Regions from separate parts of the Homo sapiens genome. Here region 2 is linked to region 1. Evidence: chromatin loops called from intact Hi-C (ENCODE). Cell type or tissue: K562. All regions are shown on one strand. Links, peaks and the distances in the headings refer to the core of each region. The heading gives the core; the rest is flanking DNA.

Region 1 (5,390 bases), core at 231-5,230:
AAGCTCTTGGATTACCTTCTAATAGAACTTTTTTTTTTTTTAACTAAGCATGAACATGTATAATCAGAAAGAACATATTCCTAACTAGGAACATTTTCCTTTAGATATACTTTGCCAAAACATTACTTACTTAGACAATCTGTTACATTGTGTGTAATCCTCAACTCTGCAGATGGTTGCACTTCCTTAATATTGCCTGTCTATAATTCTAAGAAGTACTACAGTACACTTCAGGGACTGTATGTGCTATAAAAATTGAAGGTACTTTATAAACAACTTACTTTGGAGTTCTCCCAAAGGAAGTTATTAAAGTAATTATGGTATTAGAAGTAGCAGGCTATTCCTAAGGTGAAATATTAATGGGATTTTCTGTCTACATATTGTATGTTTCCTGTCATTAGCTTCTTTCACTATACAAGACAGATAGGTCCCATAAGATAAGAACTGAAAACATACGCTGGCAATTAAAAAGTAGGTCATTGCTTCCCTTAATGAGAACAATTTCAATAGAATGATGGAAGACAGCCAGATTACACCTAGTTGAGAAATCAACAGAATGAAAATGAACACCAAAAAATGCAAACTACTCTTTGGAGAAATTTACATAAAAAGAGAGAGAGTAAACAGCAACTAAAGAGGAACTTTCTAGTTTTGTTTTATTTTTTATTACATGGGAGCAACATGAATAGGTTTATAGCTGAGGAAAAGAAATTAAAAGAGAAGGAGAAATCCAACACAGAAAAAGGAGAAATATAAATGATGATGCTAGGAGAGAGAAATAAACAGAGTAGGTCTGGGCACCAGGTAAATGGGTGACCTTGAAGAAGAAGTTAAGTTATCTTCTGAGGCTCAAAGGGAGGAAATAAGGCTCTTATTTGGAAGAAAGGTACAGGAAAAAATTTCTTAATGACATTAATTGTCCTAATGACCCAGGAGATAAAGGAAGACATGTGGAGAATACTGAAGGTTTGTAATGGTTAAGAAAAGAAAAGCAGGCAGGGCGTGGTGGCTCTCGCCTGTAATCCCGGCACTTTGGGAGGCCAGGGCGGGCGGATCACGAGGTCTGGAGATTGAGACCATTCTGGCTAACACAGTGAAACTCAGTCTCTACTAAAAATACAAAAAAAAAAAAAAAAAAAAAAAAATTAGCCAGGCGTGGTGGCGGGCGGCTATAGTCCCAGCTACTCGGGAGGCTGAGGCAGGAGAATGGCGTGAACCCAGGAGGCGGAGCTTGCAGTCAATGGAGATGCACCACTGCACTCCAGCCGGGGGGACACAGTGAGACTCTGTCTCAGGAAAAAAAAAGAAAGAAAAGCAGATAATCACTGACAAGTAAATGGCAGTATCACTAAATAAACGTACACACACACTCCCATATAATATTCTGAAATATACTTTTAATCATTATTTAAATTTGAATCATTAAATATTTTAATCACTATTTAAATCATCATGACCATAAGCAAAAGTTTCTCATTGAAATTTTAATGAGGAACTTTTGCTTATGGTCACAATGATATGATAGGGACCAGATTTACCAACCTATCTGAAACAACAAAAAATACACAATATATGAAAGATGGCTTTCAAGACATTTAACATGCAACATAGGACGGTGATTCCTCAGAGTCAGGAAACAAATGAGATGAACCCTATGAGTGCCCCAGCTCATTACCTTAAAGGACTTTCCAGGCCATGGCACGGAAAGAGGGAAAATACCCTTCCTTCTATCCCCTCCCAGAACAGCCAAACAGAAACAACTAGAGTTCACAAAATAGAATACCGGAGAGAACAGAGGCGCATAGACAGAGAATTCCAGAGATGTGCAAAGGGTTCCCTTTGAGTATTCAGCAAAGCACTGATCAGCATTAAACTTCCAGAGTTTGGGGGAAAACTATGAAAAAGGTTTAGAGGGAACATCCTGTTACATTCACATAAGATTGAGAATAATCCCTATTCTCTAAAGCCAGGCTGGAAAACCTCATAATTCACAGGGTAATAATTTGAGGGTATTAAGAAGAATGTTGCCTCATAACTGGGAAATAAATAGCAGATTATTACTGCTTTGAATTTGCTAATAAATCTTAAAGCAATATTCAAAAGGATCAAACTGTCTTTAAGTATCTGATACTATCAGTATTAGAGATGACAAAATTAATCAGCCCCAAACAAGGTTAAGTTCATGTTTAATATCCAATAAAAATTATTAGACATGCAAATAAGTAGAAAAATATCAGGTCTGATGGAAAGAAAATTCAACCAAACAAAAACCCGGAATTAACATAGATGTTAGAATGAGCGGACAAGGGCATTTCCATCCCGGTCTTATTCTGTGGAGTTCAACTTACTTATTGTTTCTGTGATTTCCTTAGTTTACCTTCTACGATTTTACTAAAAATGTTCTAAAACAATAAATAATAAACAATATCGGAAGATATAATGGTTAAAGGCTTGAAATTTTTAAAGTATGCTAATGGCTTTTTTCTTTCTTTCTTTCTTTCTTTTTTTTGATACAGAGGTTCGCTCTGTTGCCAGGCTGGAGTGCAGTGGGGCCATCTCGGCTCACTGCAACCTCCACCTTCCAGGTTCAAGTGATTCCCCTGCCTCAGCCTCCGGAGCAGCTGGGACTACAGACGCGTGCCACCACACCCAGCTAATTTTTTGTATTTTAGAAGAGACAGGGTTTCACCATGTTGGCCAGGATGGTCTCAATCTCCTGACCTTATGATCTGCCCACCTTGGCCTCCCAAAGTGCTGCGATTACAGGCATGAGCCATAGCACCTGGCCGCCAATGGCTTTTTTCTTTGTAGATTCCTGTCATATTGAGAGACGAAATATTCAAAGTACAAATTAAATGTACTCATTTAAAGAAAGAAAATAAAATGATAGCCACCCCAAGGTTTTAAAAAACTTTTTAGAGTGATAAAGCACATTTTAAATTAATATGTGACAACAGATGCATTGCAACTACAGCCATAAATAATTTTTTGTTTTTGATTTTTTGGCTTAAACAGCAAAAATTTATTTCTCACAGTTCTGGAGGCTACATACAAGTCTAAGATCAAGGTTCTGGTAGGGCTGAGTTTCTCTTCCTGACTTGCTGATGGCCTCCCTCTTGCTAAGTGCTCTCATGACCTTTCCTTGTGCCTGTGTACATAGAGAGTGAGTAAGCTCTCTCGCGTCACTTCTTATAAGGACAGTAATCCTATAAGATCAGGGCCCACCCTTGTGACCTCATTTAAACTTAATTGCTTCCATAAACGCCCTATCTCCAAATACAGTTACACTGGGGGTTAGGGCTTCAGTGTATGAATTGGAAGAGGTGGCACATAAACATTTAGTCCATAACAAAAATGTTTCACATATTTTCAACAACTATTTTTTTCTAACTTTTTTCTTTTTCCCTTCCTCTCTTGGCTCTGAAACTCCAATTACACATATGTTAGATTGCTTGATGTGTCCCATGGGTCCTAAGACTCTAATAATTTTTTAAGTTTGTTTTTAAATCTTGGTCCTTCATTCTGAATTATGTCTATGGCTGTATCTTCTAGTTCACTGATTTTTTTTTTTTTCTTCTCAGGGTTAAATCTGCATTTAATTTCAGATACTATATTTTTCATATGTGGAGGTTCCATTTGATTCTTCTTGATACTGTCCATTTATCTCATTATATGTTATTTTTAAAATATTTGAGCACATTTATAACATTTATAAGAAGTGTTTTAAAATTCCTAGTCTGCTTATACTACTGATACTTCAGCTTCTCTGTTTCTACTGGTTATGGTCTCATTTTCCTGCTTCTTCTCATGTCCACTCATTTTAATTGGATGCTGAATATGTGATACTATATTGTTAAGTGACAGATTTTGTTGTAATCCTTTAAAGAGTTCTGGAATCAGTAAGAATGGCAGACTATATATTGATTCCCATTTTTTTGTGTGTGCAGCTGTCTGGAAATTGCCAGGTAGAAAGCTGCGGTGATTTTAGCGTTCAATTTGTTTTGGTTTATCTGAGATCACAGTTCTATATTGCCTGTTGCCCAATGTCTGAAAACAGGTGTTTCACAAATTTTACTCACTGTTCTAGTTTATAATGGGAGAACATCTAAAGTAGCAGTTACCTTTCCATGTAGGGAAGTAAAAGTCCATTAAATGACCTTTTTTCTTTCTTTTCAAAATTTACGTGATTTAGGATCCAACACAACTAATCTCTAATTTATTATGCTGAGTGACTGAGTGATAAGAAACTGGTTTTCTCCAGTTTCAAAAAACATCACCTGCTGGGTGTGGTAGTGCTCTTGTAGGCCCAGCTACTCAGAAGGCCATGGCAGCAGGGTCACTGGAGGCCAGGAGTTCAAGGCTGTAGCGTGCAATGACTGTGCCTGTGAATAGTCACTGCACTTCAGCCTGGGAAACACAGTGAGACTCCATTTCAAAAAACAAAACAACAACAACAAAAAAAACTGAAAAGTATAATTCTTTAGAAAAGAGTGAACACTCTGATGTTGTAGAGTGTGACATGTTGGAAAAGACCCATGCAGGCAAGCTTAGGGCTAGACAAATGAGAGATAAGGAGAATGAGGTGGCAAGACGGCATAGACAAGATAAAAAATTGTGTCAACACTGAAAAATTGGTGACTCTGTGAAGTTTTGTTATATAAATAGTAGAAGACAGATGTTGATTTTACCTACCTTATGCTGGAATAATTACTTATACTATTTTAAATATTTTTAAAGTGTGTAACTAAAGGTTAGACTATGTGAGCGATGGCTTAATAGCAACAACAGGGATTTATATCTGTTTACATAAAACTCTGCAATGACAATTTTCCTTTTAGAATATCTTTTCTATGCAAAATGCCATAGATCATTCAAACATCCATGGAAAACTGGCAATGCTCCTGGTTCCCCTCTTAGTGTGAATGGTAGGAAATATAATCTTGTTTTGTTCGATTGAATTTTTATCTAAACATCAGCAACACTAAGAGATCTCAAGATTCAGTAATCAGCACAAGGAAACCCCAACCAGCCTAAGTCATGATGCATATCAAGGGTGTCTTTCTGGTTGTCCAAGTCTAAAACTGGTTGCAATTGCAGGTTAGGTTGGTCAGTAAAAGAAGATCTATTTCATTGTCTAGTATCTTAAAGGATAAGTACGGAAAGAGAGATCAGAGGGAGGTATAATTAAAGGTATAAATATAGGTCCCCTCTGTCACACTGTAAAATGAGACCCTCTCCATAATTACAGGACTCTCTGAGAGAAAGGAGATGATAATGCTTAAGAAAAACTTCACACTGATGTTTTTGGAAGCTCAGTGAACAGAAAACCATGATTGGTTAAGTACAGACATCCTTTCCTTCCCAGTAAACTGAGTCCAAACAAAGTTAAA
Region 2 (5,390 bases), core at 197-5,196, 51 kb before region 1:
AGATACTAAGGAGCAATATATTCCAAGAGCCTCAAAATTGCCATACCCTTATGTATGTAAGAAATATATTGTAAAAAAATTCCAGACAATGGAGCAGGCCACGGTGGCTCATACCTGTAATCCTAGCCCTTTGGAGACTGAGGCAGGAGGATCGCTTGAGCCCAGGAGTTTGAGACCAGCCTGGGTAACATGGCAAAACCCCATCTCTACAAAAAATACAAAAATTAGCCAGGTGTGGTGGTACGCGCCTGTAGGTCCCAGCTACTTGCGAGGCTAAGGTGTGAGGATGGTGTGAGCCCAAGAGGTGGAGATTGCAGTGAGTTAAGATCACACCACTGTACTCCAGCCCGAGCGACAGATCCAGATCCTGTCTCAAAACAACAACAAAAACCAAAAACGAACCCCAGAAAATGGATCATAAGAAAATAATAGAGAAAAGTTTATACACAAAGATTATATTTATAAAACTGAGAAATCATAAAACCCTACATGTCTAAGAATAAGGGAATGGTTGGGTCTATTAGGCAATTCACATGATGGAACAAACAATGAAAGGAGCTAAAGTGACACTGTGAACTGTAAAAAAAGAAAGCAGATATGTCTATGCAGCAGTTTGCTTTCACAAAAAGACTGGAAAAAAAAAGCAAAAATGTAAAGAAATAGTATGAAGCATTACATAAAGAGGAAGATTAGTAAAACACTAGTAAAAGGCACTGTGGAATTCCATAAAGTATCTAAAAGGTTTACTTGTAGAATATACTTAGAAATTGTTATACAATATAATTTCATAAATTATAAACATTAAAAGGATGCAATCTCTATCTCTGAAAGATTTAAGATAATACGACAAGATAAACTGCTTTGGTTATTGTTTACTTGACCAAAGGAAGGATTTGGGAAAAGATAATCTCATCAAGGTACTTTTTAATCTACCGATCTGTGACACAGACAAAAATAATTAATTTTTATTTTATTTTTTGAGGCAGGGTCTCCCTCTGTCACGCAGGCTGAAGTGCAGTGGCATGATCATGATTCACTGCAGCCTCGACCTCCTGATCAAGTGATCCTCCCATCTCAGCTTCCCGAGTAGCTGGGACCACAGGCATATACCACCATGGCCAGCTAATTTTTAAATTTTCTGTAGAGACAGGGTCCACTTTTTGCCCTCACTGGTCTCAAACTCTTGGGCTCAAGAAGTCACCTTTGGGATCTTCCAAAGATTACAGGTGTGAGCCACTGCACTCAGCCTTAATTTTTATTCATGTTTATTTTTCAAATGCTTTTATCATAGATTACCTGGTTCAGATTAAGGAATGTAAGACTTATGATTAAATATCACTTAGTTTATTATAACTTGTCAATTATCCTATAAAAATGTAAAATTATATGTTTAAATATGTATGTGCTCACAATTAAATTATCAAAGATCCTTCAGGCTAAATATAGTTTGTATAGGCTGGGCATGGTGGCTCACGCCTGTAATCCCAGCACTTTAGGAGGCTGAAGTGGGAGGATCGCTTGAGCTCAGAAGTTTGAGACCAACCTGAGCAACATAGTGAGACCCTGTCTCTACAAAAAATGAAAAAATTAGCTGGGCATAGTGGTTCTTGCCTATGGTCCCAGGTCCTCAGGAGGCTGAGGCAGGATTTTTTGACCCCAGGAGGTCAAGGCTGCAGTGAGCTGTGACTGTATCACTGCACTCCAGCCTGGGTGACAGACCCTGTCTCCAAATAATAATAACAACAATAATAATAATAATACACACACACGTGTGTGTGAGAGAGTTTGTAATACATTAGAAATTATACTTTATGTGGAATCCAGGGTTAGGGTATGTTTTTGAAAATGTATAATAAAGGACAAATCTGTAGGTTTACACAGGAATTTGTCACTTTCCCAGCACATCAATCTAACTAAATTTTGATAATAAATGAAACTAATTTTCTTGAGTGCTAAAACTATCAGAAAATATTTTCAAGAAAATATTCTCACAGCGTATGCCATACTTTTCTGGTTTCATAAATAAGATACACAGAACATGTACCTGAAGAAGGCAAATTCTACTTAGGTTAACCATTGTAAATGTTCACAAGTGTTTGAGCAGTGTTTTTATGCTGTTACATCTCTTCTCTGCTTTTAGTGACTTCATCCAAGCTTAGCAGGGTATATATAGCTGCATTCCCCTTCATTCATTAAACAAACTTAGATTACTACCTCTTTTGATATTTGGTGTTTCCTATTCTTCTTTAAATTTTGGTGATTTTACGAGTCCTTCCTAGGTTGTAAACTTTCTTGTTTAATAACTCGTAGGAATACGAGTTATTCCTAGGGTGTAAACTTTCTCTTTTTTGATCTTTTTTTGATACTCTTCCCTCATCTTGGTCTAACTTGCTTTGAAGTGGGAAACCAGAGGACTAACCATGTTAAAGCCGGGAGACTTTCCTATGAGTTATGTGTGTGTGCTTTAGTATATGGACACTGTAACATCAATCTAGCAGTTCAGAGAATGATTTCATTGCCTTCTTCATTCTTAGTTATCTCCTGGACTGTTAAATTTATCAAATATTTGACAATTTTAAAAAGAGGTTTTTTACTAGCTATTTACAAAATAAAGACAGGTATAATTGAACCACAGAACAGACTCAATGGTAATGTTGTATCTTAACATCAGGCTAAATCTTCACACAAATCTGTTATTAAAGAGATGACAGCTTGAGATGGGATCCAGTTTGAACAGTTAATATATAACCAAAAAGTAAGAAACAAAATCATGTCTTGTTTATGCATGAGAGATGAGCATGAACACCACACAGGAATAAAATACAGCTTTGTAACTCAAAACTCTGTTGCTCAAATACCACCAATTCCTACCACACAAAGCCCCTTTCTCAACCTAACTTTCTCATTAACCTTCTCTAGATTACCCATGCTCCTGTCAAAATCTCCACCTGGCAATACAGGGGATAAGAAACGCAAACACAATTTGCTAAGAATGAATCATCTAATCAAATCTATTATCCTCTCTAAGAGCTTTTATTTTTCCTGAAAGGATCTTAAGCTTTTGAACAGCAGATAGAATTTCTATCTACCCATGACCTAAACACTGGCCTTGTTAATTAAATTTAGAGTCATAAGTCTGCATATTTTTAATTATTTGAAAAAGAAAGAACTGTTCACTTTCAGGTATGCTGAGCTTTTCCCACTTTCCAATAATGAATACTGTAAGTAATTTATTAACAACTTAAACAATCCTTCATATCTACATGAAATGTACAGAATAAGGCTTCTTTGATTTATAGTAATTTGATTATAGTACAAACTAAACTTCAAACTACAGAATTTCAAAAAAGAATGACAGTTTATTACTTTGAGGGATACAGAATAACTAAAATCCCAGCTTCCTAGTATTAAGCCCTAATTAATCAATACAATTTAAAAAAAATAACTGGGGTAAGGGCCGGGCATGGTGGCTTACACCTATAATCCCAGCACTTTGGGAGGTTGAGGTGGGAGGATCACTTGAGGCCAGGAGTTCGAGACCAGCCTGAACAACATAGTGAGATCCCCACCTCTATTTTTAAAAAATAATTTTAAAAATGTAATTAAATCTATAATCTTACATGCATTATTACTTTTCGTAGTAAGAAATTCTTTTTGTTGTTTTTTTGAGACGGAGTTTCGCTCTTGTTGCCCAGGCTGAAGTGCAATGGCACAATCTCGGCTCACCGCAACCTCTGCCTCCCAGGTTCAAGCGATTCTCCTGCCTCAGCCTCCTTAGTAGCTGAGATTACAGGCATGCACCACCACGCCTGGCTAATTTTGTAGTTTTAGCACAGACGGGGTTTCTCCATCTTGGTCAGGCTGGTCTCAAACTCCCGAACTCAGGTGATCCGCCTGCCTCGGCCTCCCAAAGTGCAGGGATTACAGGCGTGAGCCACTGCACCTGGCCTAAGAAATTCTTTATATATAGTCCAACAATAATATTCAGTTCAGCTAAAGTCCTAATAATAAAAAAGTGTATTACTGAACTCCAAGTTAATTAGGTTCTTTCTGTATATTCGTTTTAATATTAATGTTTATAATGTAAAACCAGGAAAAAAGGTTCATTACCTGATCGAAAGCAGGAATTCAGTTTGCAAAACATGGCACTATATTCGTCATTCTATGATTGTGTTTGCCATAAATGGCTATAAGTGTTTGAGAAAGCATCTCAAGAGAAGTAGTTTTAAAGGATATAATTCCAGTGTGGCTTGACTGACCCTCTTCCCCACCACAGTCTCTCATTTTGATAGTGGATTTGTCCATTTCTCTCTATAATTCTATCCACTTGTGCTTTATTAGTCTGAGGCTGTCTTGTAAGGTGTATCATAATTCTTTACCTTCCTGTAAATTGTTCCTTTTCTCAATATGTGACCTTCACAATCCCTAATAATGTTTTTTGACTTAAGGTCTATTCTGTCTAATGTTAATATCGTTATGTCAGCATTCTTCTGATTAGTATTTGCCTGAAATATTTTTTCTCCATTCCTTTACTTTCATCCTTTATCTGTCCTTATATTTTAGGTATGTCACACGAAGCTGAATTCAGCCATTGATTCTATGCAAACTGAAAAATGTCAGTGGCCAGTTTAGTATATTTATATTTATTGTGATCAGTGATGTATATGTTGGAATTATTTTACTACCTTATTATAAACTTTCCCTTATTTGTCATGATTCAATTTTTGCTTCTTTTGTTTCTGTATATTTTTCAGCCTTTTACTCAACTGATAGTTTCCTTTTTTACCCTTTTCCATTAACTTAATTCTAAGTTATATATTCTATTTCTATTCTTTCAGTAGTCATAATTAAATTGTTAATATTATATTCAATTTAGGCCTGGCGCGGTGGCTCACGCCTGTAATCCCAGCACTTTGGGAGGCCGAGGCGGGGGGATCACGAGGTCACAAGATTGAGACCATCCTGGCTAACTCGGTGATACCCCGTCTCTACTAAAAATACAAAAAATTAGCCGGGTGTGGTGGCGGACGCCTGTAGTCCCAGCTACTCGGGAGGCTGAGGCAGGAGAATGGCATGAACCTGGGAGGTGGAGCTTGCAGTGAGCCGAGATCGTGCCACTGCACTCCAGCCTGGGCGACAGAGCAAGACTCCGTCTCAAAAAAAAAAAAAAAAATTATATTCAATTTAAGTGAATATATCTATGGCTTTACAATCCTTCTGAACAATGACATGCATTTTAAAATGCTTTAAAATCCATCACTCTTTCCTCATTTTATACCTTAATGTGGACTTGTATTTTAGTTCCATCTTACTTCTATGTTCCATATTAGTCACTATTATTTCTTATTTTATGCAATTAAAGATTAGATTTACCTATATGTTTATCAATG

What was found. A loop is a pair of places that touch in the nucleus more often than their neighbours do. Peaks named below come from ENCODE experiments on the same cell type or tissue, not always from the same donor. Only the 100,000 strongest peaks of a DNase experiment are listed, where the experiment ranks them.
Region 2: a loop joins it to region 1, with 6 times the contacts of the local background. A loop is called at or near these places in 1 of 110 quality-filtered maps.

What each region holds. Positions count from the first base shown.
Region 1 is chr7:107,315,538-107,320,927 of GRCh38, forward strand. The region is part of intron 11 of COG5 (component of oligomeric golgi complex 5); the gene reads right to left. Among named protein-coding and RNA genes, the nearest start is that of HBP1, 150 kb to the left of the region's middle. In K562, for the core only: no CTCF peak of the experiment used is centred there; DNase peaks (open chromatin) are centred at 3,174 and 4,584.
Region 2 is chr7:107,264,319-107,269,708 of GRCh38, forward strand. The region is part of intron 14 of COG5 (component of oligomeric golgi complex 5); the gene reads right to left. Among named protein-coding and RNA genes, the nearest start is that of HBP1, 98 kb to the left of the region's middle. In K562, for the core only: no CTCF peak of the experiment used is centred there; no DNase peak of the experiment used is centred there.